Linked DNA regions of Homo sapiens: region 1 is linked to region 2. The links are chromatin loops, found by intact Hi-C in ENCODE. Cell type or tissue: PC-9. All regions are shown on one strand. Each heading gives the region's core, and the rest is flanking DNA. Links, peaks and the distances in the headings are about the cores only.

Region 1 (2,909 bases), core at 182-2,681, 290 kb after region 2:
TCCTGAGTAGCTGATATTACAGGTGCCTGCCACCATGCCCGGCTAATTTTTGTATTTTTTTATAGAGACAATGTTTTACCATGTTGGCCAAGCTGGTCTCAAATTCCTGACCTCAGGTGATCCATCCGCCTCGGCCTCCCAAAGTGCTGGGATTATAGGCGTGAGCCACTGTGTCCGGCCTGTAGAGGAATCTTAAAACTGTCATAGTTGGCCTGGTGCAGTGGCTGATGCCTGTGATCATAGCACTTTGGAAAGCTGAGGCAGGAGGATTGCTTGAGGCCAGGAGTTTGAGACCAGCCTGGGCAACATAGACCTCATTTCTACAAAAAATTTGAAAATTAGCTGGTCATGGTGGCATGTGCTGGTAATCCCAGCTACTTAGGAGGCTGAGATGGGAAGCTCTCTTGATTCCAGGAGTTTGAGGCTCAGTGAGCTCCAGTCATACCACGGCACTCCAGCATGGGCAACAGAGTGAGACCCTGTCTCTGAAACAACAGCAACAACACAGTCATAGGTATTTAATAACGTTTAAATATTTTTTCCATCAAAATTCAGTTTCACAGAAAGCCAGTGAAATGCAAAGTGACATTTTAAAGAATGCACTTGGATAGATAATCATTTGCTTCTACCAACTGGTGAAAATCATCAGCAAAAGTTAGTAATCATGGTTTTTTTTGTTTGTTGTTGTTGTTGTTTTTGAGATGGAGTCCAGCCCAGGCTGGAGTGCAATGGTGCAATCTCAGCTCGCTGCAACCTCTGCCTCCTGGGTTCAAGTGATTCTCCTGCCTCAGCCTCCCGAGTAGCTGGGATTCTAGGCGTCCACCACCGCGCACAGCTAATTTCTGTATTTTTAGTGGAGATGGGGTTTCGCCATGTTGGCCAGGCTGGTCTCAAACTCCTGACCTCATGATCCGCCCACCTCGGCCTCCCAAAGTGTTGGGATTACAGGTGTGAGCCACCATGCCTGGTCTGTAATCCTGTCTCTAAACATTTTTAGCAGTATATGAAAGTGTCAGTAAGTAAATATTTATGAACAAAAAGTCTGTTTTGATTTGCAGGATTTTCGGAACAGGTGACAATTGGGATTGCTTTGCTCTTCAGTCTTTTTTTTTTTTTTTTGAGACAGAGTCTCACTCTGTTGCCCAGGCTGGAGTGCAGTGGCACCATCTCAGCTCACTGCAAGCTCTGCCTCCTGGGTTCACGCCATTCTCCTGCCTCAGCCTCCTGAGTAGCTGGGACTACAGGCGCCCGCCACCACGCCCGGCTAATTTTTTGTATTTTTAGTAGAGAGGGGGTTTCACAGTGTTAGCCAGGATAGTCTCTATCTCCTGACCTCGTGATCCACCTGCCTCGGCCTCCCAAAGTGCTGGGATTACAGGCGTGAGCCACTGCACCTGGCCTGCTCTTCAATCTTTTTTAATTGAGGGCTTTTCTCTAACTTAAAGAATCAGTATCTTTTTATTTCAGTAAATCTTATGTTATGTCAAAATTAATTTTTCTCAGCCATAGGAGAAGGAAAAAATAAATCCAACAGAGAGTTAACAGTTACATAGGCCAAAGGCAAATTAATAATAAATGCCATAGGTCTTTCTCATATTTTGCCATTTTTAAAATAAGATGGCCTTCCTTTAGTGTAGTAATTAAATTTATAGCAGTCCTGTGTTTAACAACACTTTTACCACTAGATGTCACTAGACTAAAACAATTGGTAAGCTTGTTGAAACTGCTGCAACCTGGTGCAGTCTTTTCAAAGGCCTTTGGTTAATAAGGCTTCCTCTGTAGCACCTGCATTTCTCATAAAACTAAGTCACAGCTTGCTTCAAGCACAAGCTGATTGGGAAATATACATGTTCTGTGACACGTTAGTAATCTAGAATTACTTATTTTAGTGTTTATCAGGACAGAAAAGGACAAATCTTACTACCGGAGGAAACTTTTTAGTGACCTTAATTTTTTGGAGAGAAAACGATTTTCAGTCTATCTCTGTACTCAGAGAAGCATTTATCGTCACACCTCAGGTTTCTCAAGAGTTGAGATTTTGTCCTTTTTTTTTTTTTTTTCTCGAGACGGAGTCTTGCTCTGTTGCCCAGGCTGGAGTGCAGTGGTGTGATCTTGGCTCACTGCAAGCCCCGCCCCGCCAGGCTCAAGCAATTCTTCTGCCTCGGCCTCCCGAGTAGTTGGGACTACAGGCGCGCACCACCATGCCTGGCTAATTTTGTGTATTTTTAGTAGAGATGGTTTTCACCATGTTGGCCAGGCTGGTCTCAAACTCCTGACCTCAGGTGGTCTGTCTGCCTCAGCCTCCCAAAGTCCTGAGATTACAGGCATGAGCTACCATGCCCAGCCAAGAGTTGGGATTTTGTCTTAGACATCGTGGATTTCTTAGGGCCCAGCACAAAGCTTGGCACTTGGTAGGTACTCAGTAAATGCAATTAAGCATTAGGGTAGTATACTAGATGTCATGGGGGAAAAGATAGCTCACAGGTCCTCTGCTCTCAAGAAGTCTCATTTGGGAGATAATACATGCCCACAGCACAGGGTATTGTATGTAAACCAAATGAGTAGTGCATTCACTAGCTTCTGTAGTATTTCAGGGGATCAGTAGCTCTTGAGAGCTAGCGGTAGTGATCAAAGGTGTCCTTAAGAGAAAGCATATTTAGAGATGCAAAAGTAGGACAGTTACAAGTGAAGAAAGCAATGAGCCAAGGTTTAAGGATAGGAAAATGCAGGCAGTAAAGATTTAGAAAGATAAAAACTCAAGGGCCCTGAATTTAAAGCATACATTTAGGTTTAATATTTTTTAGGGATATTGGAGGGGACATTGAAGGATATTGGTGTGGGAAAATAATATGTTGCATGATAGTTTGTAATTTACAAAACAATAGCACTTGAAGAAGAATGAATTAAAG
Region 2 (2,909 bases), core at 116-2,615:
AGTACAAACCATCCTACAAAAACAACTGAGAAGCATTTAGACAAAATCTTCCCTCAGTTGGACAAAATTAATTGTACTTAATGAAACATTTTCACCAGGCACTGAGGCTCATACCTGTAATCCCAGCACTTTGGGAGGCCAAGGTGGGTGGATCGGTTGAGCTCAGGAGTTCAAGACCAGCCTTAGCAACATGGCAAAACCCTGTCTCTACCAAAAAATACAAAAAAATTAGTCAGACATGGTGGTGCACGCCTGTGGTCCTGGCTACTCGGGAGGCTGAGGTGGGAGGATGGCTTGAGCCTGGGAAGTAGAGGTTGCAGTGAGCCAAGATGATGCCACTGCACTCCAGCCTGGGTGACAGAGTGAGAGCCCATCACGTCGATACTCTCAGCACTGTGGGAAACCAAGGCAGGAGGATCACTTGACACCAAGAGTTTGAGATCAGCCTGGCATCATAGCAAGACCCTGTCTCCATTAAAAAATTAAAATAAAAAAATTAGCGAGGCATGGTGGCACATGCCTGTTGTCCCAGCTACTATGGAGGCTGAGGTGGAAGGATCACTTGAGCTCAGGAGGTCAAGGCTGCAGTGAGCGAAGATCACATCACTGCACCCCAGCTCTGGGTGACATAATGAGACTCTGTCTCCAAAAAAAAAAAAAAAAAGACAGTTGCCCTTCATGCGCACACCTTGGCATAAGCATCTTCTTCCCCTTCAACAAAGCCCAGTGCCCAAAGCCCAGATTTTTTTTTTTTTTTTAAGGTGTTTTAGATGGAGTCTTGCTCTGTCGCCCAGGCTGGAGTGCTGTGGTGTAATCTCGGCTCACTGCAAGCTCCGCCTCCCAGGTTCAAGCAATTCTCCTGCCTCAGCCTCCTGAGTAGCTGGGATCACAGGCGCGCACCACCAGGCCTGGCTAATTTTTGTATTTTTAGTAGAGACAGCGTTTCACCATGTTGGTCAGGCTGGCCTCGAACTCCTGACCTCGTGATCTGCCCACCTTGGGCTCCCGAAGTGCTGGGATTACAAGTGTGAGCCACTGCACCCAGCCGCAAAGCCAGATTTTAAAAGAAAGGCCCCCTCCTGCTGAGTTTCATTGGCCTGGGTAACTTGTCAATAATTAGTCAAGAGGTGGCAGTAATGTCTCAGTTTTTAAATGTGACAGTCCTGGCTTGCTTGGAGAATCAGCCCACTCATAGACAGCTTTAGATCACTCACTATGATCAAGGAAACTCCCTTTTCCCATTAGAGTTTCAGATGTTTAGAACAGTGGGAGTTATGGTCAGGATCATCTGAGGGAACCTCATGGCACAGACAGGATGAGGAAATGGGAGTCCCACAAAAAGGGCTTACCAAGGAAACATCCAGGAAGTAGCAGAGCCTGGACTCACCAGAAGTCCAGGCCTCTCCCTAGACTTGTTTCATTTTTACAGCAAGGCATCTGCTCTCTGAACTCTGCCCAGCTAGGGCAGGTCTAGGGCAAGAGGGAGCGGCCCCCTGTGGTCCTTCCCTCCACATCTGCCTCCCCACCCCTCAGCTGCCCTCACCCAGCCATGGCTTCTTCTGCCGGGGGTGGCATCTGGGCTCTGGGGCAAAGAACAGTTTGGAGGCACCTAAATAGGCTTTTCTACTTGGCCTGTACTGTGGACTTTGCCAGCAGACAGAGAAAGCTTTTACAGACCTTAGTCTTCTGGTTTTTCCTGAGATAAATTGCATTCTGTATTTCAGTATTTACTGGAGTGTCATTTGACATTTTTTTTATTTTCTAAAATTTCAAGAGAAGCTTTTATTTCTTTTTTCAGTAGGGAAAGAAAACTTTTATGTGAGATTGAGAATTAAAGATTACATTCAAAAACACTTAGGTGATGTGTTAATGTGCTGAATAGCTGAATAGTACCTATGGCTGAATAATATTCTCCATAAAAAATGAAAAATGATTACCTCCTAAGAAGGCTTTAAACACATATTTACAGCTTATCTTCCCTTATCACCTTTCTCCTCACGCTTGCATTTAGTCAGTTAATTGTGTGTTTTTTACTTGTGTTACTTGTGTCGGTTTTACATTGAGCGTGATCCAAGAGAGCCTCACATTCTATTTCTATTTTGCCACATACAAATCAGGCCTTGCAAATTTGGTTTCTCCTGGGTTCTTTTTTGTTTGTTTGTTTGTTGTTTTTGAGACAGAGTCTTGCTCTGTCACCCAGGCTGGAGTGCAGTGGCCTGATCTCGGCTCACTGCAACCTCTGCCTCCTGGGTTCACACCATTCTCCTGCCTCAGCCTCCCGAGTAGCTGGGACTACGGGCGCCCACCACCACGCCCGGCTAATTTTTTGTATTTTTAGTAGAGACAGGGTTTCATCGTGTTAGCCAGGATGGTCTCGATCTCCTGGCCTCGTGATCTGTCCGCCTCAGCCTCCCAAAGTGCTGGGATTACAGGCGTGAGCCACCGTGCCTGGCCTCACCTGGGTTATTTTAACTGTAAGTCACTATGTAGCCTTGTACAGCCACTGCCAGGCCTCAGTACCGGGCTTACATGGGAACTGTGAGATTATGTCCCAAGACCAAACTCTGTTAGGAAGAGGCCTCAGGATGCAGAGAAATGGACAATAACACCAGTTTTAAAGACTACCAACCCAGGCTCTTTCACTTGTGAATCTTTTGTTTCTCCATAGCTACGATTTGCTCACGTGGAATGTTATAGTTAAGGTGAGGTTCAGCGATATACAGTGGAACACTCAAATACCCATGGCTTAAATAATATACAGGTTTGCTTTTCTCTCCTTTAAAAGAGGACAAAAGTTTGGCAGCTCAGGCATGATATGACAGCTCCACAAAGTTATTAAGAATTTCTGGGAATGGCCAGGCAGGGTGGCTCATGCCTATAATCCCAGCCCTTTGGGAGTCTGAGGTGGG

The links. A loop is a pair of places that touch in the nucleus more often than their neighbours do. Peaks named below come from ENCODE experiments on the same cell type or tissue, not always from the same donor. Only the 100,000 strongest peaks of a DNase experiment are listed, where the experiment ranks them.
Region 1: a loop joins it to region 2, with 5 times the contacts of the local background. A loop is called at or near these places in 2 of 110 quality-filtered maps.

The regions. Positions count from the first base shown.
Region 1 is chr12:12,375,133-12,378,041 of GRCh38, forward strand. The region is part of intron 2 of BORCS5 (BLOC-1 related complex subunit 5); the gene reads left to right. Among named protein-coding and RNA genes, the nearest start is that of BORCS5, 20 kb to the left of the region's middle. In PC-9, for the core only: CTCF peaks have their summits at 1,681 (motif pointing right) and 1,880; a DNase peak (open chromatin) is centred at 1,709.
Region 2 is chr12:12,080,810-12,083,718 of GRCh38, forward strand. All of the region lies in intron 2 of BCL2L14 (BCL2 like 14), which reads left to right. Among named protein-coding and RNA genes, the nearest start is that of BCL2L14, 11 kb to the left of the region's middle. RefSeq lists a silencer at 1,026-1,320. In PC-9, for the core only: a CTCF peak has its summit at 1,125; no DNase peak of the experiment used is centred there.